7 separate regions of the Homo sapiens genome follow, and regions 1, 2, 4, 5, 6 and 7 are each linked to region 3. A link is a loop called in an ENCODE intact Hi-C map of the cell type or tissue named here. Cell type or tissue: dorsolateral prefrontal cortex. All regions are shown on one strand. Links, peaks and the distances in the headings refer to the core of each region. The heading gives the core; the rest is flanking DNA. Region 1 overlaps NTRK3 (neurotrophic receptor tyrosine kinase 3). Region 2 overlaps NTRK3 (neurotrophic receptor tyrosine kinase 3). Region 3 overlaps NTRK3 (neurotrophic receptor tyrosine kinase 3). Region 4 overlaps LOC102724465 (a long non-coding RNA gene). Region 5 has its middle 17 kb from the start of MRPL46. Region 6 overlaps NTRK3 (neurotrophic receptor tyrosine kinase 3). Region 7 overlaps AGBL1 (AGBL carboxypeptidase 1).

The links. Peaks named below come from ENCODE experiments on the same cell type or tissue, not always from the same donor. Only the 100,000 strongest peaks of a DNase experiment are listed, where the experiment ranks them.
Region 1: it touches region 3 in a loop (2.1-fold over the local background); 3 of 110 quality-filtered maps call a loop at or near these places.
Region 2: a loop joins it to region 3, with 2.2 times the contacts of the local background. A loop is called at or near these places in 4 of 110 quality-filtered maps.
Region 4: it touches region 3 in a loop (3-fold over the local background); 33 of 110 quality-filtered maps call a loop at or near these places.
Region 5: it touches region 3 in a loop (6-fold over the local background); 30 of 110 quality-filtered maps call a loop at or near these places.
Region 6: it touches region 3 in a loop (2.1-fold over the local background); 2 of 110 quality-filtered maps call a loop at or near these places.
Region 7: a loop joins it to region 3, with 4 times the contacts of the local background. A loop is called at or near these places in 50 of 110 quality-filtered maps.

The regions. Positions count from the first base shown.
Region 1 is chr15:88,132,399-88,136,703 of GRCh38, reverse strand. It overlaps NTRK3 (neurotrophic receptor tyrosine kinase 3), which reads left to right. Exons shown (of 20, transcript NM_001012338.3): 8 at 95-237; 9 at 664-805; 10 at 1,307-1,603. Among named protein-coding and RNA genes, the nearest start is that of NTRK3-AS1, 120 kb to the left of the region's middle. In dorsolateral prefrontal cortex, for the core only: no CTCF peak of the experiment used is centred there; no DNase peak of the experiment used is centred there.
Region 2 is chr15:87,873,443-87,877,747 of GRCh38, reverse strand. NTRK3 (neurotrophic receptor tyrosine kinase 3) reads left to right here. Exons shown (of 20, transcript NM_001012338.3): 20 at 628-4,305. The coding sequence ends at 813. Among named protein-coding and RNA genes, the nearest start is that of MIR11181, 71 kb to the left of the region's middle. RefSeq lists an enhancer at 2,407-2,907. In dorsolateral prefrontal cortex, for the core only: no CTCF peak of the experiment used is centred there; a DNase peak (open chromatin) is centred at 2,197.
Region 3 is chr15:88,245,155-88,249,459 of GRCh38, reverse strand. All of the region lies in intron 3 of NTRK3 (neurotrophic receptor tyrosine kinase 3), which reads left to right. Among named protein-coding and RNA genes, the nearest start is that of NTRK3-AS1, 5.4 kb to the left of the region's middle. In dorsolateral prefrontal cortex, for the core only: CTCF peaks have their summits at 2,248 and 2,465 (motif pointing right); DNase peaks (open chromatin) are centred at 1,311 and 2,489; H3K4me3 peaks cover 1,064 bases; H3K27ac peaks cover 2,296 bases.
Region 4 is chr15:87,670,514-87,674,818 of GRCh38, reverse strand. All of the region lies in intron 1 of LOC102724465 (a long non-coding RNA gene), which reads left to right. Among named protein-coding and RNA genes, the nearest start is that of LINC00052, 96 kb to the right of the region's middle. In dorsolateral prefrontal cortex, for the core only: a CTCF peak has its summit at 2,337 (motif pointing left); a DNase peak (open chromatin) is centred at 2,325.
Region 5 is chr15:88,448,320-88,452,624 of GRCh38, reverse strand. No RefSeq gene overlaps it. Among named protein-coding and RNA genes, the nearest start is that of MRPL46, 17 kb to the left of the region's middle. RefSeq lists an enhancer at 2,358-2,427. In dorsolateral prefrontal cortex, for the core only: a CTCF peak has its summit at 2,244 (motif pointing right); a DNase peak (open chromatin) is centred at 2,244; H3K4me3 peaks cover 307 bases.
Region 6 is chr15:88,034,946-88,039,250 of GRCh38, reverse strand. All of the region lies in intron 13 of NTRK3 (neurotrophic receptor tyrosine kinase 3), which reads left to right. Among named protein-coding and RNA genes, the nearest start is that of MIR11181, 91 kb to the right of the region's middle. RefSeq lists enhancers at 1,698-2,507, 2,508-3,319. In dorsolateral prefrontal cortex, for the core only: a CTCF peak has its summit at 2,695; a DNase peak (open chromatin) is centred at 3,630; H3K4me3 peaks cover 510 bases; H3K27ac peaks cover 664 bases.
Region 7 is chr15:86,913,675-86,917,979 of GRCh38, reverse strand. AGBL1 (AGBL carboxypeptidase 1) reads right to left here. Exons shown (of 23, transcript NM_001386094.1): 23 at 1,824-4,305. Among named protein-coding and RNA genes, the nearest start is that of AGBL1-AS1, 600 kb to the right of the region's middle. In dorsolateral prefrontal cortex, for the core only: a CTCF peak has its summit at 1,962 (motif pointing left); DNase peaks (open chromatin) are centred at 709, 1,129, 1,709 and 1,999; H3K4me3 peaks cover 1,928 bases; H3K27ac peaks cover 2,509 bases.

The sequences.
Region 1 (4,305 bases), core at 151-4,150, 110 kb after region 3:
AAGGCAAGAAGTGCCACCATCAGCCCCATGGACAGAGCTTCCTTTGGGTAGTAAGTGTTTGCCTGTCTTTTCACCCACTTTGTCTGGCTCCCAGACCTTCCTGAGATCAGCGTGAGCCACGTCAACCTGACCGTACGAGAGGGTGACAACGCTGTTATCACTTGCAATGGCTCTGGATCACCCCTTCCTGATGTGGACTGGATAGTCACTGGGCTGCAGTCCATCAACACTCACCAGGTAGGCATCCTGGGCTTCAGCCCCATCAGGAGGCTAGGGAGTGATCACACTGTAGTCTTGAAGAAGAGGGAAAATTTGCGGTCTTGTTACTATAGGAAAAAACACATAGACTTGGGTTACATGCAGCTGCAATATTTTCTAGCCATTTCGCTCTATACATGCTACTCAACTTTTCTGTAACTTAGGTTTTGCTTCTGTAAAATGGCCATAGTACTGAACTACCGTTCACCTCATAGGGTTAATAGGAGGATGGCCTGAACTATTGCCTATGAGGAGCCTGGCATTTGGCCAGTGTGCTTTCACACAAAGATCTCCTTCGCCTTCCGCTCAGCTTTCCTTTTGATTCCTAAAGGTATTTGGGGATTAGGTAGCAGAGCCATCCTTGTAGAAGCTATCTGATTGTTATCTTTTTATTGGGGTTTTCAGACCAATCTGAACTGGACCAATGTTCATGCCATCAACTTGACGCTGGTGAATGTGACGAGTGAGGACAATGGCTTCACCCTGACGTGCATTGCAGAGAACGTGGTGGGCATGAGCAATGCCAGTGTTGCCCTCACTGTCTACTGTAAGTGCATGTTATTGTGGGGGATGGCTGTGTGTGAGGGGCAACTGGCATAGGAGGCTGGAGAGGGGCCAAGGTGTTGTCAGGGGTGAGCTAGAGCAGTGAGCTGATCTACCAGTAGGGACAGAAGGACTCTTGTAGGGCAGGACTGAGAAGTAAGTCCTTGGACTAAAAACCCCAGAAAGAGCACCTTTGTCCCTCAGAAGATGGTGTGGCTCCAAGTCAACTACATCTTCAGGACACTTCTAAGTTGGCCTATTCTGCCTTTTATGAAACCCCTAAGAGGTCCCAAGAGGGAGCCCTCCAGCTAAGGTGGATCTAGGAAGCTTGCATAAAGACAGACATCTCTTCCCCTCTGCTGGGATTGTGGTGGGACTTCTGCTTCCCTCAGCCTTTTCAGAGTGGGTGGGGAAGAACCGGGATTCCCATTTTAGTTGCTGGAAGGCTACTGCAGGAGGTGGTAGACTCTGTGTCCTGGATTTCAGCAGGCTTCTCCCTTGACAGATCCCCCACGTGTGGTGAGCCTGGAGGAGCCTGAGCTGCGCCTGGAGCACTGCATCGAGTTTGTGGTGCGTGGCAACCCCCCACCAACGCTGCACTGGCTGCACAATGGGCAGCCTCTGCGGGAGTCCAAGATCATCCATGTGGAATACTACCAAGAGGGAGAGATTTCCGAGGGCTGCCTGCTCTTCAACAAGCCCACCCACTACAACAATGGCAACTATACCCTCATTGCCAAAAACCCACTGGGCACAGCCAACCAGACCATCAATGGCCACTTCCTCAAGGAGCCCTTTCCAGGTGAGGGCAGCGTAGCTGGATCGGAGGTGTATGGATTCTTTCTACAAGCTTGGGAGATGGGGCATGGTAGCTTGAGAGGAGAAGCAGCATCAGTACTCATACTGTTATCATGGGCAACAAAACACACACTGGAACATGTGCAACCACCAGCCGCATCTGGTATAAACAAGGATAGAGTCTCCATTTTCCAATAGCAGTCATGGTAACCAAGACTTCTTAGAAATAACAGTTGTGCATGTTAGGGCACACTGTATGATAGTAGAGAAAGCAGAGACAGTAATGGTAGAGAATTCTGACCCAGCCCTTTACTTGTGGGGAGACTCTGGGCCTGATAGTTTGCTTTTCTAAGCATCAATTTCCTTTTCTATGAAATAGTCATGATTACACTGCTCCTGTGACTTTTAAATGAGTCAAGGTATATAAAGCACGTCACAGGGTTTGACACCTGATGATGGTTCCGGGATTTCCCATTGCAAAGGACTTGAGAGTGTGTCCAGTTTAACCCTCCATTTAACGGATGAATGACCTGATCCTCATTCTACTTGCTGATCTGTGACAAGGTTTGACTTGGATCTAGGCCCCCAGGTCTGTGGCTTCATTCCTCTCTTGTTCCATGGTGAGCTACTGTGGGTCATACCTGATGCCCTCAGCTTATGATAGTGCTAATGTCAAGTGGACCAGGAAAAATTATTGAAATTACTGAAGAACTTTGCTTGATTTGATTTTGGGAGTTGATTCTGTCTTTCTCTGTCTGGGCTAAGATGCTTTAAATATCTCCCTGAAGTTGGAGGAGAAAAAAACACCAAAAGAGTTTAGTGAAAGTGATTGTAGCATCTTTTTGTGGGTTCCGCAATTGATAAGTTTTGCCCATAAAGCCATGTGTCTTTGCTGAGCTTGGTGCTTCATTTTGGGAAGTGACTAGGAGACCTTTGGTCTTCAATCCCTAGGAATCAGGAGTTCTAATGGGATACAGTGTAAAAACTGATAAGACACATACACACATGCACATGCATGCTCACACACGTGCACAAAGGGAAAAGGCAGAAAGAGCTAGCAGTATGTAGCATCTGTTTTTATGAAGTCAACTTCACAGTCTACAAATTACCAGGGTGTGGCAGCTCCAGGAAGCTTTATTTATGTCAGTGCAAGGGAACTCGTACTGGAGGCCCTGAGAGTAAAGTCGGAGAAATGTGGCTGCATTAAGCTAAATTCTTGCCGTTGAGGTCCCAGGGATGATGGAGCCGTCTTTTCGGAGGCAGTTGAGAATGTGCAGATGTTTGAGGCCCTGGAAATCCCATGTAGTCTGAAACTTCCATCATCCCCAGAATGCTCAGTAAAAGCCCCCATGACACTTCCCCTCCTGGGTCACACTGTGCTCTCTTTCAGCAGGTAGATGAGTCCTGGCCTGCACAGTGGAAGAAGAGGCTTTTAGAGCAGAGATATTTTGCTCTTATGGTCTACAAGGGCAGGCTAGGTCTTGTTGACATAAAAGACTGAAACGTTGCCCTGCCTGTGGCCTGATTAGAGAATAAATTCTGTTTTTAAAGAGGAAAGTCTATACATTGTTGAGGGAAAGTCTTGATTGGTGAGGAAATGAAGCACCCTGAAGCAATGTTTCTGTTTCCAAAGAGAAGCTTCTGGGGCCTAGGGAGGGGGGAACCCTAGAATGCTCAGGAGGGAGGAGAAGACACTCTGGCTCCTTCTGCCAGGGGTATCCTGAGAGGTGTGGGGTAGCAGCAGCAGTTGGATGATGTGGTGGATACAGCTTCTCCGTTCTCTCCTTTGTCTCAGGAGGAAGCAATACTTTGCGTCTTCTCAGCCCTCAGAGCTATCTCAGAGATACCTCCTCTGCCCCCACGAGATGCAGCAGCCCCTTCTGTTAGTCTCTGGATACCCTTGTCACCATAGTCAGTTATCAGTGCTCCTCAGGCCAGTGGTTCTCAAAAGTGACCTTTGGTCCATGGACCAGCCCCATCCACCTCACCTGAGAATGTGTTAAAACTTAAGTTCTCAAGCGCCACTCACATCTACGGAATCAGAGATTCCAGGGTGGGGTCTAGCAGCTATGTTTTAACAAGCCCCCAGGTGACTCCAGTACTCCCTCCTTTGCAATCTACTACCCTGGAATTGAGTGGGAATCTGGCCCCAGGAGGATGGAGGGAGGATAGAGTCACAGAGAAACTCAAAGAGAAAGCACCTCACCTGAGGTCATTTCCTCAGACCCATCTCCATCCTGCTAGGGTCACCCTGTGGGAAGATTTGCTTGTTTTGTGAGTCTAGGTTAAAGGGATCAATGGGTGATGAAAAGGCAGTGACAGGGAAACGATGCCAAGTGACAAGATGCTTAAACGCTCAAGAGAGTCAATTATCTGGGGGTGCAGGAAGAGATGAGTCATAGCCCTCTAAACCGAACTCACCCCAGCTAAGCCTAGATGCAAAGCTGGTCTGTGATTCTTGCTCTTCTCTTTTGATGTGAAAGTGTGGAGACATCGTGATTATCATGTGTGTTTCTCTTTTGCTTCCAGGCAGCTAAGCATGGAGGCTAAGAGCAGGCAGTCTGAAATCAGACAGACTTAGGTGCAGGTCCCATCTGTGGCCCCTCCCAGATAGCCCTCCCATCTGGTGGCCTGGGCTCCTAGCATGGGGCTTAGTGCAAGGCCAGTACTAGATGGAGGACAATCACTTCTCTGTGCCTCTATTTC
Region 2 (4,305 bases), core at 240-4,239, 370 kb after region 3:
AGTCCTATTGTTAAGGACTTTAAGAGAAACTGGAAGCATGGTTTAGTGCAAGCAGCAGGGAAGGATGGGTCTTGCTGCAAAAGGGTCCTATGTAATGACTCAGAGGCAAGTGTGGTGACGTGCACAGAGTCTGCAACTGGGAGCCTGCCAGGAATGAGAGATAAGAGGAGATAGGCATGCAGGGGCCAGAGGGTGCAGAGCTCCTTCATGGCAGTTTCAAAGTGAGGCAGGCTCATGAAAGGGGGAGGGACAGGTCAGAAGCCCATGTCCACTATCAAGTGAAAAATGAATGCAGCTCAGTCATCCTGATGAGATTCAGGACTAGAGAAGAAAAGTGAGGTAAAAGAGAAGAGAGTATGGGGAGTCAATGGTCAATGTGGGCCTGGCCCAAGAAGTGGAGTATGAAGGGCAGCAGAGGACTCCACCAGCCACTGCTGCTCACTGCACTGTGCACCAGACAGACAAATATACCAGTGCTGTATACAGCCTAGCCTTTAGCTTGTGCTTGTGAGAGCCTCGGCTCTGCATAGAAACTAATCCGGGAAGTTGTTGCTTTTTGCCGAGTCTGAGCCACAGGACCAAGGCTGAGCTTTGGGTGTAACTTCCTTGTTCTTCTCACTCTTTCAGGTCATTGAGTGCATTACCCAAGGTCGTGTTTTGGAGCGGCCCCGAGTCTGCCCCAAAGAGGTGTACGATGTCATGCTGGGGTGCTGGCAGAGGGAACCACAGCAGCGGTTGAACATCAAGGAGATCTACAAAATCCTCCATGCTTTGGGGAAGGCCACCCCAATCTACCTGGACATTCTTGGCTAGTGGTGGCTGGTGGTCATGAATTCATACTCTGTTGCCTCCTCTCTCCCTGCCTCACATCTCCCTTCCACCTCACAACTCCTTCCATCCTTGACTGAAGCGAACATCTTCATATAAACTCAAGTGCCTGCTACACATACAACACTGAAAAAAGGAAAAAAAAAGAAAGAAAAAAAAACCCTGTAAGGCAGTTTGGCAAATATATATATATATATATATATTTATATATCTAACTATCTATCAATCTATATCTACAGAGAGTTACCTTCTCTAGTACACAGAGAAGCTGCTGATACAGAAAACCACAAGACTTTAACAACTCAGAAACTCTAAAATATTAATAATACAAAGGAAAATTCCCTTTGACTTAAGCTGTGGCCCATGCTTCTAATGCTACGGCTCTTTGGAGCAGAAGACCTGGACCATGCAGAGAGACAATCTTTGGGATGAGAGCTCTGGGACGGGAGGAGTTAAGGTGGTGCTCAGTCGCTGCTGTGTGTGTCTGTTACCCCGGAAGCTCACCACAGGCACATGTGGGGACTGCATGGCTGTGCTCAGCAAAGAAATGATGCCTGAGCAGGGTCCTTGCCTCCACTTCTTCCCCATTTCCTCCACTTCAGGACAATGTTCTAATTTGTCCATTCTAAAAAGTGTAATCTTGATGCTTTTGGGAATCAATGATGGCACCTACGGGTAAACACAGAACAGACAACCCCACAACACAAAACCATGACAAGAGCTGACAGCATCCATCCTGGGTGTAAGCTTCTTGCTGGAGTTGCAAAGGATGTGTCTTTCTATTCTCAGAACTTAAAGAACTGGACTTTCTGGAGTAAAAGAACCACAGAAGAAAAAATAGCTGAAACCTGAACCCTGCCAAGACACTGCCACCTGTCTTTTCCATCATTGCAAAGATTCCTTGGCCTCACCTCCCACTTTCAGGCCCCTGGGAAGCTTAGGGGGTTAGGAAACAGGTCCCCATGTTATCTTTGAATGTAGACACAGCACGCTTTAGGGTTGCAATAGCAAGAGACTTGGTTGCTTGTAGGTCATTATAACGAATGCCCCCTGGTCCTCTCAGTTTCTCATCCTGCTTCCCTAGATCCTAGACCCCACTTCCTGGGTCTCTACTGAGTCCCAGGTAAACCCCACTGCCAAGGAAGGGAGCCAGGTCTAGTGAGAGGCTGCAGCAGTGAGTGTTTCAGGAAAGCAAGCAGTGGAGTGGGTGAGAGCCAGCAGGGGAGAATCTACTTGGCACCTGTGCCAGGCCCCTTGGCATTCTCCTCACGTTTCCAGCCCCTGGGAGGATTGATGCATCTGCCTTTGAGCTGTTGTGAAAACGCAGGGGCTGAGAAATCACTTTTGTGGGCTGGGGTAGGGGGAAGGGCTGAGGCTTCTCTGGGAGATGTCCAATGAGCGGCCAGTGCTGCAGGCTTGGAATCTTAATGAGGCCTGAGCCCTGACCGGAGAGAGGGAAGGAAACATCTGTGCTGGGGCCTGCTCCCTCTGCCCCAGCACTGGGGAATCACTGCCTTCCTGGCTGCTGCCACATACCACAGTGGGGCCGACCTCTGGGCCTCCCTGTCACATGAAACATGGAAGCCAACAGCCTGGCCCCACAGATCTCCTCTGCTGGAGAGGAGAGGATGTGTTCCTCCCAGGCCACGGGGCCCCTCTGCCTTGCCCCAAGCACAGAGCTACCTAAGGGACTGACCTTTGCCACACTGGAGCTCACCTCCCGGGGGCCTCTGGCCTACCCTTTTCCCTGCCAGCTGAAGAGACTGCCGGCAGCCTGGACGTCCTGGTTAGCTGAAGGCAGCTGAAATGTGGGCCTCCCTATGTGGGGTTTAGTACTGAATTATGTGTTTGTGGTTTTGCTTCTTTTTGTAGACCCACAAATATTTTTATTTGAATAGTAAAGAGCTGTGCTCAGATTGTAGCCATGGTTGGGATTTGGGATCAACGAGGCTGGTTAGCTGGACTGGGAGGGGAGGCAGGTGAGATGGGAATTTGGTGTTGGTTTTCTCACTGTGCTGTGCTCCTAGCCCCTGAGGACTTTGCAGGAAAGCTGTTTGGATTGACCACCTCAAGGAACTCCTTTGCTGTCCTATGACAATTACTCCTCTTGTCTTTCCACCTAGAGGACCGTTATGCCGGGGCTGTGAGTTCTGGCTGAAGCTGCACAATCTGGCTTTGATCTGGGTAGCTAAGAACAGGTGTTCAGGGAGGGCATGGTCTGGAGGCGCCTGAGGGAAAAGTATCTTCTGGTTAGAAGTGAAGCACCAATGCTCCTGTTGCTTCCCTTCTCCCATATCCTCTCCTGAACAAACACTGTGTGGCTTCTGTCTTCTTGGCTGTGTGTTTCAAAACTGATAGTCACTGATGGGCTGGGAAGAAGCAGGAGAAGAACTGGGTTGGAGATGGGTGGAAAACTGGGAATAAGGACCATGCTATGGTTTTATCTTCAGGGCACTGATTCATCATGGCCTAATGAAAGAAGGTGATTCCTTGGGGGAACAAGAAGCACTGAAGGAGACCGCAGTTGTCAGATTGCTGCCACCTTAGGCCCACGGGCTTTCACGCTGATCTTGGGGTCATGTTCTTACTGTGTCCATTGTAAGCAGCTGGCTGTGGAAGAGTGCCAGAGAGAGAGGGGCAGAGCAGGGAAGGGTAGCGAGGGAAGATATATTACTTTGATATATTAGCCTTGGCAGATTAAAAAAAAAAGATTTATTTTGGAGAGTAAAGGAGGCAGAAAATAGGGCCATGGAAATTGCAGGGTACACTATGGCTCTGGGGAGTGTGGCATGTACTGGGACACACCTGTCCCTCCTATATTGGGACAGGACTGATAAGGCTTAGTACACTGTATCTTAATTTCCCCATCTGCAGAATAAGGGGTACACCTGCTAATCTCTGGCCCCTTCTAGCTCTGAGTTCTTAGATTCTGACAACGTTGTGTCACTGTGCCATTTTTCTCAATACCATTCTGGAATGGCAGGACAGCCTTGCATAGGTGGGGGGCAGTTGCCGCTGAAGGCTCACTGGGCCTGGGCAAGGCTGAGTTCCAATAAGACACTCCTCTCCTTCTTTGCCCCTTGTCTCAACATTTCGGAGTCTGAAGTGTCTGAGACGACTGTAAGCCAGGAGGGGAGCATTTGGTCGGCTTCCCATCCTGGCATTCCTACATACCAGAAAAGCACTGTCGACGGTCCATTTATTTATTTATTTATGAAGAGCCTAATGTGATGAAATGTGTTGTGAAATGACATCCTATTAGCCAATATGGCCACTCCAGTTCATTTCACCCTCATTTTCCCATACCAAAGTCCACCTTTTAGAAGACCATGTCACATCGCCTCTGAGAGCTTAGCTTTGAAGTGAGCTCTTTTGTGTCTTTTGATGAACGCTCCAGGGCACCCAGGCTGGTCTCTCTGCCATGCCAACCTCACCGGATCCTCTCCTGGACTGAGTGAGAGTGACCTGCTGTTGGGT
Region 3 (4,305 bases), core at 103-4,102:
GCCTTCTACTCAGTGCTGGCTCTTGTTCTGGGCACTTTGTCAAAGCCAGAGCCTCCCCCATGACTGTGTCTCCCTCTGAGGCAATGTTTCCAAATTCAGGGTCCCCAGAGGCAGCAACTATGTGAGACTGGCAGCCCCAGAGCTCTTTGCAGCTTGCAGCCCACACCAATTAGAAATCAACTCGATGAGGCCTTCTGCTGAGCTCTGTTCACATACAGGGCTGGGGAACCTGGGGCTCAGCAGACTTGGGAGCCTGTCCTTTTCCCCTGGCCTCACCTCTGCCCCCAGTCCTCCTGCCTGGCTTGTCCCATCATAAGTGTCCCAGAGTCTGGGTGGTGGGAGATTCAGGATTCCTTCCCCAGACACGCATCATCAAGCATGGAGGACTCTGGCAGCTGCTCTTTTCCTAAGCCCAGTTTTCCCAGCAGCTCCTCCAGGCATGGCCTCTCCCTAGCTTTGAACAAATCCCTTTCCTCCTCTGGGTCTCAATTTCCTTATCTATAAGAAATGGATAATAATAACAACTACATTATGTAAGCACCCTGTTGAAGTTCAGTGCCCTGGGTCATGTCTGGCTAAGAGAAATCTGTCTATACATAACTAGTGACAGCTAGCATCTACTGAGTACATGATAACAATCGTTAGCGTTTCTGAAACACTTACTATGTTCTAGACACTGTGCCAAGCACTCTAAGGCTAATACCTCATTGCAGCCTCACATCAACCCCAATAAGATAAGTACTATTATTAGCCTCATTTTCCAGATGGGGAAACTGAGTGCAGAGAAGGAACTTAACTCACTTAATTTCATGCAGCCAGTAAATGGGAAAGCAGTCTGGCATTTAAATATTAAGCTATACTGCCTATGCTCTTTTGCAATACTCTTATGCATACTAGCATACACATATATATGCACACATGCACACACACACACACACACACAAATATATTACTATTAAGTTAAAAATAAATAAAAGAGTTGATGTAAAAGTCTAGGAGAATCATTTAGTTTACAACATTTCAGTTACTTGGGTGGGAGTTACCCTGGCTGGGATATAAGGGGAAGGCACATAGGATAATTATGGGTGTAGTATTGGCCAAACAGTGTGGCCAACACTGTCCCAGGCAGGCCTCTTAGTAGTGGGGGAGGCTTTTGGTCTCTCCTTCTGACCTGTTCCCAACAGGGAGTTTCTCCTGAAGTTGTGTCTCAGCCACACCCTCTTCCCAGGCCTCCTCATCCACCCCATGATGTCCTGGCCTCTGAGGTCAGGTCAGCCCGCAGCAGAACAGGTGCCAGCTGAGGCTGGCTGAGATTCAGAAAGCTGGTGGCTGGGTCCCAGCCAGCTCCTCTCTGGGCTGAGCCGTGGTCAGCAGGACTATGCCCCTGGTGCTCATGGCCAGCGAGAGCCTGGATGGGAGAGCAGAGGGCTGAGTGGCTTCTCCCAGGTAGAGCTTTGGGGTGCCAGGAGCATTTCTGGGTGCAGAGCAAAAGGGGGGTGTCTAAAGCGCTGGGCAGCTGGAGCTGGAAGCTGATGTTTAGAGCTTCTTTCTGCGTCCTTCCCTGGTCCTCTCCACAATAAGCAGCCTTTATCCCCCCGCGACCTTACCCCGCCTCTCTACCTTCATTGCTCATGGAAGCTCCATCTCTCTCTCCATAGGGATGAGCTCTTAGTGTGGGAGACAGATACAACTTTCTTCTGTGAAACAGCCGAAACTGTGGGGCAGGGTTTGGTGCATTTTCCACGTTTGCTGCTTCTTGGCTGTGTGAGCTTGCTTCATGATCGCTCAGCCACTGGCCTCGCACTTCTGAGAGCTGAGGTCATGGAACTCTCCAGCCCGGCACCCCCGTAGGGTCACTGTCATGTTCAGACCTATGCAATGATGTATTCGCTAGGCTCTGTAAATAATTGGGCACCACGTTGGTTATTTCCTTTTCTAGACTACTGGGAAGATTTCTGAGTTAGAGAGAAGATCAAGACTTTGAACCATAAATTACTAGATCTGGAAAGGGCCTCAGAAAATGTTGGGGCCAAACACTGTTTTACAGAGAAAGAACTTAGGAATCAAGAGAGGTGAATTGATTTGGCCCAATCGCCCAGTGAGTTCCTGGCACAAGGCAGCCCAGAACGAAGGGCCCTGCCTCGCTAGCTGGTGTGGGTCTCCATCCGCCTGTTGGTGTCTGCTCTGGGACTGAGGGGTTCGGGCTTTTACAGGCAGGCGGGGAAAGGAGCTCTTAGAGTGCTGCAGAGAAGAGGAGAACACGAAGGGAGCAATAGTAGCTTCGAAGTCCTAAACCCGGCTACCTGCCGCGGGAAACAGGGCTGCGTGCGTGTATCTGGGGGAGTCTTGGCACAGGCACAAGTGCGTCTCTTCTGTGTTCTGTGCACATCGTGTCTGAGGTCTCTGTAAACAGACCTTAAAAGATTTTGGCTTCCCTCTGCGGCTACACTCCTGGTGGCCACCAGAGGGCAGTGTGGCGCACGAGACGGTCCTGGGCTGATGGCTTCCCAGGGCGGGAGCCGGGCGTGTGGCGCTAGCCTGGTGAGAAGTGCACTGTCAGCCCTGGCTTTCAGAGCATTTCCTGAGCCAGGGCTGAGCAGAGAGGTCAGCTCTCCTCTATGAGGGGCATCTCTCCGCCGAGATGACCCTGCTTCCATTGTATCTCTGCAGTCCAGGGATGTGAGACTCCAGGACCCGGACTTTCTGACTCATGAGCCTTTGGCTTCCTGGGAAGGAGGTGGCTGGGCGAGTGCATTGGATGGAGGAAAGCCACCTGGTGTGCTCTCCTTCCAGCCTTCTCTCAGCAGCAGCAGGAGAGATCAGCACATTTGCACAGAGGGTAATGGGGTGAATGCATGGAAGGTAGCCCAGGAAGACCCACAGGCTTAATAGAGAAGTTGACAGATAGTTTCACTGTGGGGCTAGTATCATGGAGGAAGCGAGCTTTATACAGGCTCTCAGGCTGTCTGATGCCCTGGCTGAAGTGTGGGGGAATCTCTCCCCTCTCCCTGCCCCCACCAACCCAAGCTTGGAAATTACCGGACGACAAGTAGTGCTCAGAAAATAGCAGGTCCTGGCATTGACTAGAGATGAGAGCTTGGCGCCTTCTCTTAACCTCTGCAGATCCCGTGTCTGCTTTAGGAGATAACCATACACAGAGGTGGCTACGAAAGTGCCTTGCAAACCAGGGCCATGGGCCCTGCCTGGACTGGCTGGTTTTGACAGTGCTTCTGAGAGTATCGTTGGCTCGTCTGTCTGTTCCAGGCAGTCTTGTATTTGAGCAGGTGCTGTCTTGTTCCATGCACAAATGAGTGTCCTCCTACTAACAAGGTTATCAGCTTTAGAGACAGGGTCTGCTGCTTTTGGGGTGGGTGTGGAGCTCTCTGGTCTGGGGCCTGTGACTCTTTCTTGAGGGTCTGCTCCCAGCTTCCTGACCTGGGGCTGCAGGCAGTGTTCTCTCTGTTGTGGTCCATCTTTCCCCACTTCCTTATTTCTGATAGCTTTTCAAATCTGGTCCACTGAAGAGAAGGAAAGAAGCTGACATTATCCCTTCTACTGGGCCAGAGATCATTTACATATACAACCCTAATTATTTATGGCAACGACTAAATGAAGCTTTAGATCATGACTCTGCCTCTTACATCCTGAGACCCTGGGCTGGCTACTTGACCTTGTTGATCCTCAGTTTTCTCATATGAAAATAATAAACATAAGGCAGGACTATTATAAGATTTCAATGAGCACGTGTGTGTGTGTGTGTGTAAAACTATTTTCTCTGTCTTCCTATTACTACACCCCAGAACCTCATCCCCACAAGCATAGATACTTTTTATAGCCCTCATCTGTTCTTCTTGCTTCCAGTCTCTCCGCCTCTAGCTCATTTTCCACACCCTAACAGATTAATCTTCTAATCCAGGGTATTTGGTTAGACCAATTCCTGCATCCCGAACTTTTCATGGTCCCTTTGTCTGAGAGGTGGCATGGTGTAGTGGGAAGAGTAGAGGCTTCTTTGGTCAAAAAACTCAGTTTAAATCCTGGCTCTGCCCTGGTATAGGCTTAGGCACATTACTTAACTTTTCTGAGCCTCAGTTTCCTCATCTGAAAAATCTGGTTAGCTATACCCATCTAATAGAGAGGTTGTGAGGGTTGAATGAGATTATGGTAGGTGCCTGGCATGTGATGGCTCCACAGAAGCCAAGCTGGTGAGCAGTCCACAGGAGTCTGTAAGAGGTGATGGGCAGTGACATTTCCAGGTCCTTGAAGAATGGGATTAGAGGAAGTTGCATGAGGGAACTAGCATGTGGA
Region 4 (4,305 bases), core at 240-4,239, 570 kb after region 3:
GAGACCGAGGCTGCAGTGAGCCATCATCACGCCATTGCACCCCATCCTAGGGGATAGAGTGAGAGTATATCTTCAAAAAATAAAAAGTAAAAAATTAAAAAGGAAATAAACCTGAATGGTTTCTTCCATATCCTTCCCTGTAGACTTCATCCATCTGAGTGGCTAGAGCCCTGCCCCAATTCCTAGCCTTCCTTGTACATTCATAAATTGCTTTTCTTTTTCTGTATTTGCCTATTCTGCTAGAGCAGCTATGACAAATCAGTAGGGCTAGTCTACATGGTTGGGGCTAATAGAAGGAGACTGTGAAATAAAGTGGAGAACCCTCCAATAGGGGCACATGTGAAACTGAGAGTCATGTGGGAAAACAAGTCCCCAGATCTAGGGAGAAGAGCCTGAATATGTCACCAGAATATAAAAATCTAAAGTTGTGACCACATTTAGTGAATCTGAGTCTCCAACTGCAGAGAGTAAGGAGCACATCTGGGGTGGTCTTGGAGTGATCTCCAAGATCTAACAGCACTGTGACTGGCTGTTATAGGCAGGCTGAAGTAGGACTCAGGGCTGGCCCATATGTATTTGAAATCTCAGGGCTGGGACTGGCATTTGCTGTGCTGCAAGGGATTTTTCTTGGGCTGGTGGAGATTTAAAAGGAGATCTCATGCTATAGCTTATTGCCTTTGACTCTGTGATGATTAGTTTTATGTGTCAACTTGGCTAGGCTATAGTAACAGTTATTTCATCTTCACCTAATCTAGGTGTTGCTGTGAAGATATTTTGTTGATGTGGTAAACATCTACACTCAGTTGACTTTATGTAAAGAAGATTATCCTCAATAATGTGCACACCCTCATCCAATCAGTTGAAAGGCCTTAGGAGCAAAATAGTTTTCCCTGATGAATGAATGAGAAATTTTGCCTCATGACGCTGCGTCAGATGCTGCCTGAAATTTTCTAGCCTGCCAGCCTGTCATACAGATTTGGGGCTTACTAGTCCCCACAATTATGTAAGTCAATTCCTTGAAATTATCTCTCCATCCGTCGACCTTTTACTGGCCTCTGATTCGCTGGGGAGCCCTGACTGGTACAGACTCTGAGGGACACAGGGAGCACAGGCAAATTACCATTCCAGTGATGCACTTGAGTGCTTTGGCTGTATTCTCTGGTGTTTTAGCAATAGCATTAGGACTGTTACAAATATTCAGAGAAGACCAAATGCCACCACCAACTTGACCTGTCTTGGTGGCATCAGTTATACCCTTGAAAGAGAAAAGTGAGTTTTCCCATGCCCTAATCTCGATTGCTCAGCAAATCAATGCATGCTCATCTTGGAAAGCTGACTTACTGCCCTAAACACCCAGGATCATCTTAGGTGGCACTGTGGCCTCTCATATTAAACATTTACCCTTAAACTGAAGTTCAAGTGCTGTGGGGACCAGAGCTTCTTTAAGGAATTTCTCCAATAGGCAGTTATCTACACTGCACACCAGGGCTAGGCAATGCTCATTGGAAGGCAGCGATTTAAACTCTATGCACACATGAGTGGTCTCCGAATTAACTGCAATGTCTGTGTTAAAAAGAGAGAAAGAGGCAAAAAGAGATCTACAGCTAGTGTCATTATGGGCAGCTCAATGAAGACATCTGCTGCATGCCTAGTGGCGTTCAGATAAGACCCATGACTGTGTGAAGGGGATGGAGAATGAGATGCGGAAATATTATCATGCCATCCTATAAATCAGTGGTACATCCTCACTTTGAATACAGCAGTCAGGGCCAGCTGTCTTATCTCAACGAGGATATAAATGAAAGGGTGAAAGGCCAGTGAAGGGCAGTGGAGTTGATTAGAGACATTGGAGGTGAGGTGGGGCAGGAGGTGACAGGGTGGATTTTGCTGGCAGAGAAAACACCAATGATTAGAGCTGTATATTACAGAGTCATGTGGAGTGGTGAGAGACCAGGTGGAGGTAAATGAAGTAATAAAGGGCTCCCCAAAGGCCAAGTGGGTGTTCCTATTTATCCTGCCTCATGAAATTAAATGGCAACAGATTGGAAATGGATGAAAGGACGTCTCTCTTAATGCATAAGGTGCCTGGTTTTCAATTGCATGTCTGTGAGGCTGCCTGGCCTATTGAGCATGCTAGGGAGTTGAGGCTGGGAGGGAGGAAGCACTGTTTCTGGTGAGGTGGGTGTGTTTGGCCTGCTTGCTTCTCCTGTCCAAGCCTCTGGTGCGTCTATGACATGGAGGGGTGGGGCCCCATTTTTTCAGGTCCTTCCAACTCTGAAGATTTCTGATTCTTTTCCCTGGAATCGCTTCCTTCCATCCTCTGCTCCCCCTGCTGGGAAAGTAAAGGAAGGCAGGCTGGGAAATGGGATAGCAGAAGCACAGTGGTTTCCTGGGCTTTCATAGCACTGGGTTGCAGAAGCCTGGGATGTTGATGAAAAGGACTGTTTCAAGATGTAAATGAAAGGCTCTCTTAGATAAACGAAAGCATCTTTTTAAGTCCCAGAGTAATCCCAGCTCACACTTTCCAGTTTCTTTGACTTAAGAAAATTACCAAATTTCTTATCTTCCTTGAACCTCAGTTTCTTTCTCATTGAAGAGGGGGTGATATGATTACCTCCTTCATAGATTATGCATTGAAGGCACTTAGTCACACAAGCAATGTTTAGTAAATGAAATCTATCATTGAATCTATTAAAAAGTTGGCATAAACCCGTAAGTGATTTGACAAATCAAACTAGTAATTTGTGGCAGATTCAAGATTCAAATGCATGCCCATCATCATGTGAAGGATGTGTTTTCCCTACTGAATTACATTGCTTTTAGTTGAGGGAAAAAGCTGCTTGGAGTCTAAGGCAGGGTTTGATTAATGCCATATGTGTAAGGCAGATAAGCACCATGAGAGGTCAGGGAGGGGAAATGCTCATAGAGTGGGCTGGGGTGGTCCTTGAGAACTTCCTGGAGAAGGGGTCATTTGAATAGGGACTTAGTGAAATGGAAGACTAAAGTGGAGGTTAAGGGGCATTCACAGCAGAAGAATCTCTTCATGCCATTCAGAGAGGCCAACTTGAGTCCAGGAAACACACCTACCTTATGGAAGTCAAGAGTTCTCATAAGGTGATGGTGATGAGGATGGAAGATGGTAATTCCAAAGGGCTCTGAAAGGCAGGCTCAGTTTGAAATGTCTCCTAAGGAAAGTGAGGAGCCATCAAAGGGTTGTAAACTAGAGTGCAGCACAATCTTCTCAACACGACCAAGATATGTTTGAGAAGATAAATGCAGCAGCTGTGTTCAGGATAGAGAAAAGAGAATCTGGAACTGTCAGATAGCTGGGCGTGGCCGCCGTCTGGGCCATAAATTTGTGTGGCAGGATAAGGGTAGTGACAGGGGGAATCAAGGCAGGCACGGGGGAGTGTGGCCTAGAAGAGAGATCAGGTGGCAGCAATTACCAAGTACTTGTTGTGTGCCAGGCCCTCTTCCAGTCACTCAGTGGATTTGCACTACCACCTGTGAGGTGGGCATGCTGATGCTGTGTGTGGCTTTGGAGCAGACAGACCTGGAATTGCATCCCTGCTTCAATTACAAGGACTTCCTGCAGGAGTGACTGGGCCAGTTGGCACCCCAAATGTCAGTTTTGTCCTCTTTTAAATGGGGTAATATGATCTATCCTGCAAAGTTGTTTTGAGGGTAAAAGATAATGTGTGAAAAACACCTAATAGCGAGAGCTTGTCTTGGAGAAAGCACGTGCAAAATGGACACTCCTGTCGGCATCTTTACTTCTAAAAGACTGCTTGAAAGAATTTTTGGCCTGGATGTGTGTGGGTGGCATGAAACTTAAAGGGTCAAAGATGGCTGTAGAATTCCAAGTGTCAGAGCCTGAGAAAATGCTGTTTCCAGTGACAGAAAGAGGGAAATTGGTTTTGAAGGAAATATGATAGACTTGGTTTGATTTTGAGGTGATGGCTGGGTATTCAAGCAGAAAAGCTTGACAGCCCATTGGAAGCATAAAGCCAGACCTCTGCAAGACACCAAAATTCTAGAGGAAAATTGAGCAATTTATCAAGTGTCTAAATATCTTGCCCACACAATGACAAATATCCAGATTTTTGGAATGCTTTTGACCTGGATTTAAATGTCAACTTTTTATCTCAATACTTGGTTGTGTTTTAGTGCTGACAAAGACCTCTTGTTTTCTTCCAGATTATGAACCCATTAATTTTGCCAAGATCCACATGGCCCAAATCGCCATCTATTTCTTTGCTCTTTGGCAGGAGACTAGAAAAGGGTTAAACAAGTTTATTTCTCTTT
Region 5 (4,305 bases), core at 232-4,231, 200 kb before region 3:
CTTATCGTCCCACCTCACGCACAGCTGTCTTTGAACACCATTCTCTTAGCCATTCTTTATGCACGTGTGAGCCTGAAAAGTTTAGTATGCATTTCTGTCCCCAGCGAAGACAAATGGCCACATTTCCTTCTATGGATATAGGGAACATTTCTGTACACTCTGTTCTTCCATCCCTATGTCTTCGCACCAGTTTCTCTCTCACACACACACATACACACACACACTCTCTCTCTCTCTGTCACACACTCTGTCACACACTCTCTGTCACACACACACACACCTTGGATGAACATCACATCACACAGCTGTGAACATTCACATCACATATACACCTCCTGAACATTCACAGCACACACACACATGTCCCCCAAGAGCTTTAAATATTCTCATCACACATACACATAGTCTTGAATGTTCGCATCACACACAAACACTTGGGTGTTTGTTCCTATCACACACAGGTATAAAGCTTGTTCTCCGTCTGATACATGCATACCCTTGAACGGTCACACTAAAACACACACATGCACACTCTGCCGACACACCTTTGAAGCTGATATAATACACACGCGTATTCTTGAACGTTCACGTCACGTGTAGGCTTGAACATGCACCTCACACACTGGGGCATTTGCCTGTTGCTCTCAGACCCATTCCCTAGTCTTTCCCTGCTGTGTTTTGTAATGCATATGTATGTGTGTGCATGTTGGGGAGGGTGTTAACCACTGCAAATTACATTTCTTTCTTTTTTTTTTTTTTTTGAGACAGAGTCTCACTCTGTCGCCCAGGCTGGAGTGCAGTGGTGGGATCTCGGCTCACTGCAATCTCTGCCTCCCAGGTTCATGCCATTCTCCTGCCTCAGCCTCCCGAGTAGCTGGGATTACAGGCGCCCACTGCCACGCCTGGCTAATTTTTTTGTATTTTTAGTAGAGACGGGGTTTCACCGTGTTCGCCAGGATGGTCTCAATCTCCTGACCTCGTGATCTGCCCGCGTTGGCCTCCCAAAGTGCTGGGATTACAGGCGTGAGCTACCGCGCCCGGCCTGCAAATTACATTTCTTAAACTTTTTTGCCAACTGGATTCCAGCTGGATTTGGCCATAAGAGGTACCAACAAGAGACTGAAAGGAGGAGCAGCCAGGTACTTCTCCTCATTCTTTTTGTGTGTGGCAATCCAGCATCTACTCTGGGCCCAGCTCTGCTGGCAGCTGCCTTCATGATTCAAATTTCTGCAGGTAGTCGAGGCTCCTGGGAGCACCACGTCCTTCCTCTGTCCCCCCAGCCCTGGGAGTGGCAGTGACTTCTAACTTGCTAATCTCTGGGGTGTTCCACCATCCTCTGTTTTCATTTTTCAGTCTTTCCAACACGTTTGTAACTAGTTCCTTATATTAAACTCATTCTTCTGAACTACCTGGCATGGCTGAGTTTTTCCTGATTGGACCCTGACTGATGCTCAGCCAACGCCCACAGCTCACCTTAATAATTGTCTCAACTCTGACCTACAACCTTTCCTCCGACTGTGATCAGATTGCTGTTGGACCAAATCCTGGTACAGAGTTTTCAGTATTTGTTGAATGAATGAGTACAGTGACAACCCCTGTCCCCCCTACCACCAGTCCCCACTGTTCTAGAATTTTTCTGGATAGAGCTTGTTGCATCCCTGAGCCCATGAACTGAGTGGCTCCGGGACGTCTTCATCCCTCTCCAGATGGATTACAAATGACAACAGTGACGACACTGGTCGTCTTGGGCAGAGCCCATTTGGAGAGTGGAGGGTGAACCCTCAGTCGAGTCAGGCCCTTGTGGAAACTTCAAGGGGCATCAGGCATAAGCAGATTTTGCAATAGTAGACCAGATGTGGCTTCAGAAGCAGGGGGACTATCACTACCTGAGATAAACAGGAAAGAATGAGGTCGTCTCTCTCCCCAAAGATTTAGGTGCATGTATTGTATGAGGATTGGTCCTCAAATCTAAATTTCTAGCTTTGAAACTGACTTGGGCAAGCTGCTCTCTGCCTCAGCATTCATGCTTATAGAATTATGAGGTGCTATTACAGATCACTTCTTCCTTTTTGCAGAATGCCTAAGGAACTGTTTGATCTTGAACAAGTTATCCACCCCCATGTGGGCTTCGGGTTTTTCACTGACAACATAAGAAAGTTGCCTCCACAATCCTGGTGGGGACTGCCAGAGGCTGAGATAGATGTTGGCAATCAGGGTCGGTCCCAGGCAATACCTGTGGTGTCCACAGGGAGGCGCCACACACAAACGTATACACGTCCCAGACGCTCCAAGTCGAAAGCTGTGCTGCCGGTCCGGAAGCCCACGTTCCCTCTTCCCTCACACCTCCTGGCATGTGAGCATCACGGAGTGACCATCTGCCTATTACAAATTGAGTGAAGGCATTGAAGGCCACTGCAAACATGCAGCTGTATTGGGAGGCAGAAGTCACCAACCAAGTCATTAACACATTAGGGTGAGTTGATGGGATTAAGCAGAGTCATGAAGAGGGTGTGGGAATTCAAGACAGGTGAAATGTGAAAGGGTAGACAGAGCCAGGAAAAAAGGTAATAACAGCAACATCCTATTGTTTTCCCATGTATTTGATTCAGTTTAACGTACTTTTGCTTTGAGTAGACTGAGAGGCTAGATTCTCTCTGTAGTCTGGCATCCTAATTTTTGTGACCCTCACAAGATGCCGGAGGAAAGCAGGGTTGTATAAACCTCACTAGGAGTAAGGGCAGCGTGGAGCTGTGGAAGTGATGTGCGTGGCCCCGCCTCAGTCTCGTGAGTGGCAGAGCTGGGACTTAAATCTAGTCCTCGTGATCCAGGGACCAGGTTCATGAAGGGCACTTTGGGGTTCTGGAGACAGCCAGTAGGGTGGGGCGCCTGCCTCAGGATGGTCTTGGGTTAGCAGCTCCTGACATGTGACAGGGAGGCAATCCAGGCCTGTGCTCACGCATGGCTACATGCAATGCAAAGCAAGGTGGACTCTTTAAATAACCTGCCTCCACCTTCTTGCTTTACATTTGGGGATAACCAGGCTTAGAGACAAGAAGTCACCTGTCTTAGACCTCACAAAGAGTGGAGGCAAAGGCAGGAGATTCCAGGAGTCCTGAATCCCAGCCTGGGCTTTTGCCCACATGCCATGTGGGGTTTGCCTGGCTGCAGCATTTCAAATCCCTGATGCTTTCTGGGAGCCACTGGGAGCCCAGGGTCTCCTCCCTGTGCTCAAATACCAGGCTTCCGAGGAGCCAGCGCTGCCCTGGAGGCAGCATCTCCTTAGCCTCCTGGCAGAGCTGCTTGGCTTTCAGAAGCCCTGTCCAGTAGAGCAGGGATTACCCAGCATGCTGGGCCTGTGGAGGCGGAAGAACCAGGCTCTTTGCTTTGCACAGCCCTCCCTGGGATTACAAGATAATGCATATGAAGAGACATTTGCTTATCCAAGTTCATGGATTATGTGGAAATCAAATTGTAGTAATCTCCCTGGCCATCTGGTCTTGATGCCTCTAGCCAGGATCTCCCAGAGGCCTGCTCAGGCCCCCGTGCAGGGCTTGGGCAAGGGCCGGATGTGCTTTTGATGCCTGGAGCCAGGCCAGCATTTTCCAACAGGCCTAGAAGGCCAGGAGGGTTTATACCCCCAGTATCCGGGAGCAGACGGCAGGGCAGGGCCAGGCAGCTAGAGCCAGGAGGCAGAAAACCATCCGTTACCAATAATACTGCGTGTGGACGGTCCACCTGTTTTGTTAATGAAAACCACCTTGCGTTTTAAAAGACATCATTAGGCACATTTCTGGGGTGGGGGTGTTGGGAGGGGAATTTTTCTCAAGATTAGATGCACACGTCTCCCATTCTCTTGAAGAAGTGAGGCCTGAGCAATGGGCCTTCCCTGGTTCTGAGAAAAGGGAAATCAGGTTTTCTGTAGCTGGTGATTTGGGTTCTGTATTCATGACCCACTGAAGCTTTTGAAAAGGGAAGAAGAAAGAAAGGCAGTGCTGTGTAGGGTGAAGCACGTGGATTCGGGCTCCAGGCTGTCAGGTTTGGATTCAGCTCTTCCACTTAGTAGCTGTGTGACTTTGGGCAAGTCAGTTGATCTTTCTGTACCTCAATTCCTCATCAGTAAAATGAGAATACTAATAGGATGTACCTTGTGGGGTTGCTGTAAAGGTTAAATGAGTGTTTATATTTAAAGCCCTTAGAGGATTGCCTGTCACCAGGGTTCCTGAGTGCAGAGACTGTCCTGAGTGTGAGTGGGGTTGCAGCTGATATTGAGTCTTTACTAGCTGTGTACAGGTAAACAGGCTTTTG
Region 6 (4,305 bases), core at 291-4,290, 210 kb after region 3:
TAACAAAGTAATTGTGTAATTTGGAATGGATTAGTGACAGCAGAGAGGCCGATAACAGGTAATAGGCGGGCTGTGTGTTTCTGTGCGTGTGTGTGTGTGTGTGTGTGTGTGTGTGTGTGTGTGTGTGTGTGTTGAGGGCTCAATAGACATCAAAGCTTGACTCCTCTTGACCTGCCATCCACCTCAGCAGCTTCAAGAAAATAGAAGAAAGCTGCCCAGACAGTTGAGATATTTTTCCCCCTATTACTTTTCCCTCCTTCACTATCTTAACAAATTCTTCACTGTGGTTATTAAGGTGAGAACAATCTCAGTGAGAACAAATGCTTCCTCCCCTAGAGGGGCTACAGGTCTTTGAGTTTTCCCCTGAGGCAAGTGATGTGAGAACTGGCCAGAGTTTCATGGAGTAACATGTTGGTGTCTCTCTCAGTGGTTCTCAACCTGGCACAGCTCCGTCACCACAGGGGATGTTTGGAAATGTGTGTGTGTGTTTTGTGGGGAGACTGGACTTTTTTTTTACATTTTAAAATTTTTGTCTTTTAGACTTTATTTTTAGAGTGATTTTAGGTTCACAGCAAAATCAAGTAAAAGGTACAGAGATTTCCCATCTACCCCATGCCCCTACCCATGCACAGCCTCCCTCATGATCAGCATCCTCCGCAGAGTGGTGCATTTGTTATGGCTGATGAAGCTGAGACTGGCTTTTCATGCCCAGGTCTAGGGCTGCTACATGCCTAGAACAGCCCTGTCCAAGGAAGACTTGTCTTGACCCAGTGCCAGCCGTAGCCCTATAAGGAGCCCTGCTGGACTCAGACACAAGCAGGCAGGGGCCAGTTGCAGAGGCTTCCTCTTACATCCTTTGAAGTGATGGGCCTATGTGCTTTTTATTGGGTTTTCTTTTAAGGAATGTAGTTTATGGAAGAGCAAAGGTGAGTAAGAGGGCCTTGGGAATGGGGCAAGAGTCTGATGGTGCGATGCTCTTTTCCGCTGTGGATATAGCTTAATAGGAACATTCAGCAGTGACATACATCAGAAGACATGATGAATTATCTGTAATCTATCTGGGTGAGTCTAATGAGGTGACTCACTCCCATCCCAATTCTCAAGGGTCAAGAGGAACATCTTTAAAAAGGGTCTTGGGGAGCTGCAATTGAAGGCAGCTGCTTATGAGGAAGATAATGTACCAGAATTGATCAAGTATCCCTTTGCATAAATTCTTTCCCCCACAGTCTGCACTTTCAGGGAGGCAGTGCTGGTGGAGGGTTATGAGCACAGGCTCCGGAGCCAGACTGTGAGTTTAAATTCCAGCATCACCACTTCTTTGCTAGGCATCTGTCCTTGGGCAGGTCACTGCTCTGTGCTGTAATGCCCCCGTCTTTAAAATGGGGAAAATAATGGTACCAATGTCACAGAGGCATTATAAGATTAACTCCTTTACAGAGCCTGATGTGTAGGAAGTATTCAATAATAAAAATTATTACAATCATCAGCATTTCTCCAACTAACTCCTCAACTCACTATAATTTGACTTTTCCTTAACATTCCATGGAAACTTCTCTCATTAAGGTCGCCTACACATTTTCCAACACGTTGGCTCATTTTCAAGCTTAATCCTGTTTGTCCTCAGTGTATTTGTCTCTTGAACTTCTAGACACTCTCCTTCTTTGAATGCTTTCTTTCTTTCTTTCTTTTGAGAGGGAGTCTTGCTCTGTTGCCAGGCTAGAGTGCAGTGGGTGCCATCTCAGCTCACTGCAATCTCCGACTACCAGGTTCAAGTGATTCTCCTGCCTCAGCCTCTCTAGTAGCTGGGATCACAGGCATGCACCAACACACCCAGCTAATTTTTGTATTTTTAGTATTGACTGGGTTTCACCTTGTTGGCCAGGCTGGTCTCGAATGCCTGACCTCACATGATCTGCTCACCTCGGCCTCCCAAAGTGCTGGGATTACAAGCATAAACCACTGCGCCTGGCCTCCTCCTTTGAATTCTAAGACAGTATCCTTTTCTGGTTTCCTTTCACATCTCTGGCAGTTCTCTTTTTCCTTGCTCCCCTTCTAATGCCCACATTTTAAGTATTGGGGTCCCCAGGGCTCTGATGTCTGGCTTTATTCTTTTATCTCTCTCAGGTCTTCCTGGGTGATCTTATTCCTTCCTGTGGCTTGGGAGTCTGTGGCAGAACACTTCCATCTATGCACCTTAACACAGCTTTTTCAAATCCTCAAATAAGGTAGAGAAGGTGGAGACTGTTTTAGATCCCAGGCTCTTGGAACATTTCATTGACTACTTGCTATCTATGGACTTTATGTGAGCAGATTCAAAGAAACAGCCTTTCACAAAAGGTTTAAGTCTCGATGTGGTATCTTCTCAAACTTCTCCCTCTTCCGTGTCCTTCCTCCATGTCACTTTAACCATCCACATCCTATAATGCTGAGAACAGAAAGGGGCGGGGTTGGAGGTGAACTTCTGTTGCGTGTGGTCTTTGTGTCTTCCTGCATTCCGTGGTCTACAATTCTAATAAAGCAAGTAGTCTGTAGTTGCAGGAAGGCTTGTGAGCTTTGGAGTAAACAAGACAGCCTGGGCATGGATCCTGTCTTCATCATTGTATTCTGTAATCTCTCGCTCCAGACACCTCCTTCCCGCAGCCCTGCGGCTTGAGACTGCCTCTCTATGATACTAAATCCCCAGCTTCCTCTTTTCCTTGCTTGCCCCCTTGTTTTGCTGACATCCCTCTTCCTGATGCATGCTAAGACGGGGACAAGCAAGGCAAATTTTTACACATTTGCAAATACTTTTATTTTGTTCTTAGAGTGGATTGATTTTTTTTTTTTTTAGGTGTAGATTTCCAGGTTAAAAAGTTCCCCATCCAAATGTTGAAGGAATTGCTCTGTAGAATAACAATAGTGGTATTGTTATAGAGAATGATTCCATTGTCTTTCTGATTGCTGTTCCTTTATAAATGTATCCCTCTTGCCTGGAAGCTCTTAGCATCTTCTCTTTATCTCTAGGGCTCTGGCATTTTGTAATTGTGTGCCTTGATATACGTGTGTGTGTGTATGTGCGTGTATGTGCACATACATTCATAGTTGTGCACTTGTGTTAATTGTGCTGGAAACTGGGTAAGTAATTTGGGTGAAATTTCCAAAAGTTTTTCAGTTTTCCATTCATCTCTTCTGTTCATATTCATTTTCCCTGTCTCTCTCTCTCTGGGATTTCTTTTAATTAGATGGTGGATCTCTTTATCAAACCTTTGATTTTCTTATCTTTCCTTTTTTATTTACCACCTCTTTCCTCTTTGTTTAATTTTCTGGAAGATTTCTTGGCTTTATCTTCCACTCTCCTTTAACTTTAAAATTTTGACGATCGTAATTTCCAAGGACTCTTCACTACCCTTGAATTGTTCACGTTTTAAATATTGCCTTGCTTGTATAGATGCAGTGTTTTCACTGACATCTCTGAGGATATTAGTAGTTTTTTTTGTTTAGAAAGTCTTCTTCTGCTTCCTGCATTGCCTCTGTTTCCTGCAGGTCGCTGATTGTCTACTTGTCTTGTGCTCTCCCATGCCGGAGCTTTGCTGAAGTGCCTGGTGATCTTGACTGCTTCTTCATATTTAGGAATTGAGCCCTAGAAAGCTAGTGCGATTCTGCCTTGTGTGCGTGGGTAGGGCTTGCCAACTGGCAGGTTTCACTGTGGCATGATCACAGAATGAGCTTGACTTTCCACTGGTAGATCTCCAAATGTCCATACCGAGAGGTATTTTTTGAGAGAATTCATCCAGAGATGTATTCTCTAATCTCCTGCAGGGTGCTGGTATGAGATGAGATTGGTGTGATGGGGAGGCAGGGTTGCAGGAAGAAGGGGCTGAGCTTCATGCTTCATCCCAGCCCTCTCCTGAGCCTTCTGAGTTCAATGTCTCTGGGTAAACCACTAGAGTCCTGTGGGAAGGGAGCAAGGTGATAGTGGGGGCGGGGCACCTTGTTCCCGCCTGGAGCCTCACTCCACCTCAGCCTTCCTGGCTCTCTTGTCCTTTCACATAGTGATCCTTTCCAGCAGAACTGGCTGCCTGCAAATATTCCCCCTGCAGTCCTGTTGGTCATCTCTTCTTCAACTCTTTCCTCTTTCCTCCTCTTGCCTCTTTCTTCTTTTGACTTTTTAAATTCCAAAATATTATTGAACTATCTTATTTTCTCTTATCACCACTTTTCCTCTTTCTCTTTGTGCACAGATATTTTTTGAATTTCCTTTTTTGTATTTTAGTAGAGGGAATGGTTAGTGTATGTTTGAGGAGGGAAAGAGGATAAAAACCAGTG
Region 7 (4,305 bases), core at 7-4,006, 1.3 Mb after region 3:
CTGCTTGGGAGTAATGGACTTTTACTAGAGATTTGAGGGACTAGGGATGGAGTGAAATGAGATCCCACAGAACAGAGAACAACTTAAAATTCAATCCTGGACATCACTTTTTTATGAGTCAGGACTTCTCTGAGGCCCTCTTTGCTCCCCTGCCTTGAGCCATGCTGGGAAGTCCTCATCCTCTCTCTTCTCTCTCTCTCCTTCTCTCCCAGTGCACACCCCTGGCCCCACTCCCCGAATCTTTGGTACCATCTAATGCACAGCAGAGCAGCTTTTCATCCCTCACCCCGACATTTGCATATCCCCAAATTCAAGAAACCGCCTCACTAAAGGAAGTCTCCAACTGCTTTGAATCTCTACGCTTCGCAATGACAAGGCCTGGAACAAGGTTGTAGAGGTGATCCGCATATGTTTACTTGCCCTGTGGCTGCTGCTAGGTCACTGCTGTCTGTCTCCTTGCATGTTGCATGTAACTGTACAGTGGCCGGAACATTCAGTGTGCTCAGTAATAATGAGCTCCCTTTCCCTAACCCTCTTGCACACATCCTCCCCTAAATGACCAGATTTGAAAGTCATTTTGATTGAAATCCTGAGTGTGTGCAAAGAGCCTAGGAGGAAGCTGGGCCCCAAATGCTGAGAGACAAGGTCGATGAGGGCAGTTGGCCCAGGCCCAGGCAGAGGCCAGGGACAGGAGAGGGACTGTGAAAGAACTCTCTCTGAACAACCAACAAAGAGTCAGTGAGGAGTGGGTGGACCAACTGCACAGTGGGGAGGAAACGAGCCTGAGAGAGCAGCCACGCCTCTCCCCCATCTTCTCTATCTTCTCCCAGGGTGGCATCAAACTCCCCCTTCCAACAGCACTTTAAACACCAGTGCAGCACCTAGCAGGCCAAACCATGTGGATGAAAACAAATTAGATTCTTCCCTGCCCCACCCCAGCTGAAGTTTGCTGACTCAATTCATTCCCCCTCCTTTAGGTCTTCCTGTTTATGTTGTCATTTTGTTTTATTATTTATTTTTAGCCCTGATTTCGGAAGCTTTTATTCTGCTGGGCATTGGCAGGATATCAACGGCACTGCTCTGCTCTGTGCTCTGAATAGATCATTGTGCAGGCCTGGCCTCGGTCCCTGCAGAGACAGAACGCTAGTGTGAGCCACCTCACGCTGCCTCTTCACCGGCCTGGCCAGCCCCGGGCCTGCTGGTGTTCTCTGCAGGCCCCGCCAGCACAGCATTCATGTTCATGAATATTAGAAATAGAAGTGAGGTTAGATTTCGTGTGGTCCAGCCCTTCACCCTCCAATGGAGAAACTGAGACCCAGAGGAAAGGGTCAGCCCAAAGCCATATATTGAAGTAACCGAGCCAGAGCCTAAACCTTGGACTCTCAACTTCTGTTATAATGTTCTATTCCATATGCTACGGAATCACTTAAAGAACAAAACCATCATTTCCTAAATTACACAATAGGTGAAGACCAGAGTGCCTGATCCATTTTTATTATTTACATATTTTTTCTGGACTCTGGATGTACTTACATTCACACACACACACACAAACACACACACACAAAGTCCAGGACATCAATAGGAACTCCTTTCATCGTTCTCACAGGTTATTCTCTGTTATTTTTTCTTCTTTAAAAAATTTAAAAAAAAATTGCTGTGAGCTGGTAGCAGCAACCTGGTGCGGCTTGCCTCCTTGGACAGGCTGCAGCAGCAATGAAGCAAGGGACACGCTTCAGTTCCCAGGACAATGGTCTCTTTGACTGGGAATATACCAAACCAGAATTACAAGTGTGCAAGAATAAACAAGGCTGGAGTCAATCTAAAGTTGTTTTACACTCTGTTTTATTAAAGTCAATGCATTTCCGTTCCTATGTGCCCAGCTTAGGCTTGCTTAATTATAGACACCCGGGGTGAATGCTAATGTAGACAGGACAGTCGGTGATTGGAAAACAAGGCCCTTTTCTGACCTCTACAGGCCATTTGGAGGAAACAAGAAATTGCTTCTGGAAAATTACCGACCAGGAGGCACCGCAAACGGGGCTGAGGGAGGTTTCTCCTGGACGCCTCCTTGAAGCTCTGAGTTGGCTGGACTCACGTGTGTCCTGCTTTCCTGCAGCTCTGCTCTCCATGCGTAAGAGGTTACTGAGGCAACGGGTAGGAGGTCATTCTCAGGAGACCGTTCTAACAGAAATTAAGATCTCAACCATTCAACACATATTTATGGAAGTCCCACCACATCTTGGGCACGATGCTAGGCTCTCAGGATGTAGCAGTGAACAAAATTGTCTTTGTTCTCCAAGATATTACAGTCTTGGTGCAGTGGGGCGGTGGGGGGGAGGTGAAGAGGGGACAGCAAAGTCCACAGGCAATGCCATACAACAAAAGCTGTGACTGGGTTTCTCCAAGATGACAGTAGGAACTCAGAATCAGATCATGGGAGACTTCTTGGAGGAGCCTACATTTAAGCACATAATGGATAGATCTAGGCACATGGATGGAAGAAGAGGGAACAGAAGAGTAAGGTGCTTTCTGAGAATTGAAAGTAAGTTTTTATGACTTTAACAGGGGCTGATGTCAAGAGAAGAGACCAGAAAATTACGTAGTGGCTGGATCTGAAAAGGCTCAAGCACTAGGTCCTGTCTGCATTTTATCCTTAAGACCATGGGAGGTCACTGACAAATTATAAACTGCGAAAGTAGAAGCCGGTTTTCCTTCCTAATACTATCAGGCTGCACAGGGATGAAAGGGTTGGAAAGGAAGCACAACCAAAGGTGAGAAGAGTGGTAAGAAAACTTGAAGTCCAGGTGAGAACAGTGTTACCGAGTCTGATTCTTAGCTTTGGACTCCAACCAAAGCTAAGATTCACACTCAACAACATTGCAGATTCATCTATTTAGTGAAGATCTGAGTACCTGCCTCGGCCAGACAGTGAGCTCTGCATCTGGCACACAAATAAATCAAACAACGCCGGTTTACTATCGGCATAATCAAGTTTAGGAATTTGGAGGTAGAGATTTTGTTGGGAGGAGATTTTGACTTTGAACCTGTTGAGTTTGAAAAGGAGCAGGAAGTTATGCAGAAATGGCCAGTAGGAGTTACTTGTATTTGAGTCAAGGATCTACAAGAACAACACACTTTCCTAGAAATGGAGACTTGCTCCATAACCTCTCAGAGGGCCCTTAGGGGTCTTTGAAGAAAGATGTTTTTCCTTGGAGAGCAAGTTTAAGAGTCCGATTGCCTGAGTTAAGGTTGTGATCTGCTACTTACTACCTGTATCATCTTAGGCTAGCCCTTAAATTCTTAATGCCCTCATTTATAAAGTGAGCATAACAACAGAGTTTAGCTCGTTGGGCTGAAGTTTTAGGCTTAAACATGATGACACCTGCGATGGTCTTAGACTATTATAGATACTAAGTGTTGCTAATTACCACGTTAGCTGTAACTGTGTTATGGTTCATATTCACCTCCTCTGGGGAAGTGGAGGGAGCATGAGTTAGGAAGTCAGATTTCCCCGGGAACAGATTCCAGCTCTATCATTTACTAAACGTGTCTCTTTAAGTATGGGTGCACTTCATTTTTAAAATGGCAATCATAATGTCCATTTATCCCACAGAGCTGGTACTGAGAGTGAAATGAGTCACTTATGTGATTGTCTGAGCAGAGCAGAAACACAGGCAGATTTTTCCTCCTCTAATACCTCCCAAAATAACTTCCTCTTCAGAATGAAGTGTGGGTGGGGTCTGGTTGATAGTCTTCTACCCCAGGACATTCATTCATTTAACCCCCATACCCTGGATGTTTGGATGGCAGACCTGTCGGCTTCTCTGCTTCCTGTCCCGTCCCACAGCCAGTAGAGACAATTGAACTCAATGCCATGTCTTGCCCTGCCCTTCAAGACCAGGGCTACACTCAGACACTTTAACTGAATAGCTCCAAATAATTATGCTTAAGTGTTACTTATTTTGCCAGGAGCTGGTCATAATACTTGTCTGATACCAAGAAATCATTTTAACCCCATAAGAGCCTAGAGACTATAAAAGATCATTGAAATCCCCCCATGTAGAATCATCTTTGCTTCAGCCTTTTTATTTACTTTTAGACAGAGTACAGGGTCTCACTCTGCCACCTAGGCAGGAGTGCAGTTGTGCGATCACGACTCACCGTAGCCTCAACCTTCCACTTCCAGGCTCAGGTGATCCTCCTGCCTCAGCCTCCCTAGTAGCTGGGACTACAGGCATGCACCATCACGCCTGGCTATTTTTTTTCTTTATTTTTTGTAGATTCAGGGTCTAACTATGTTGC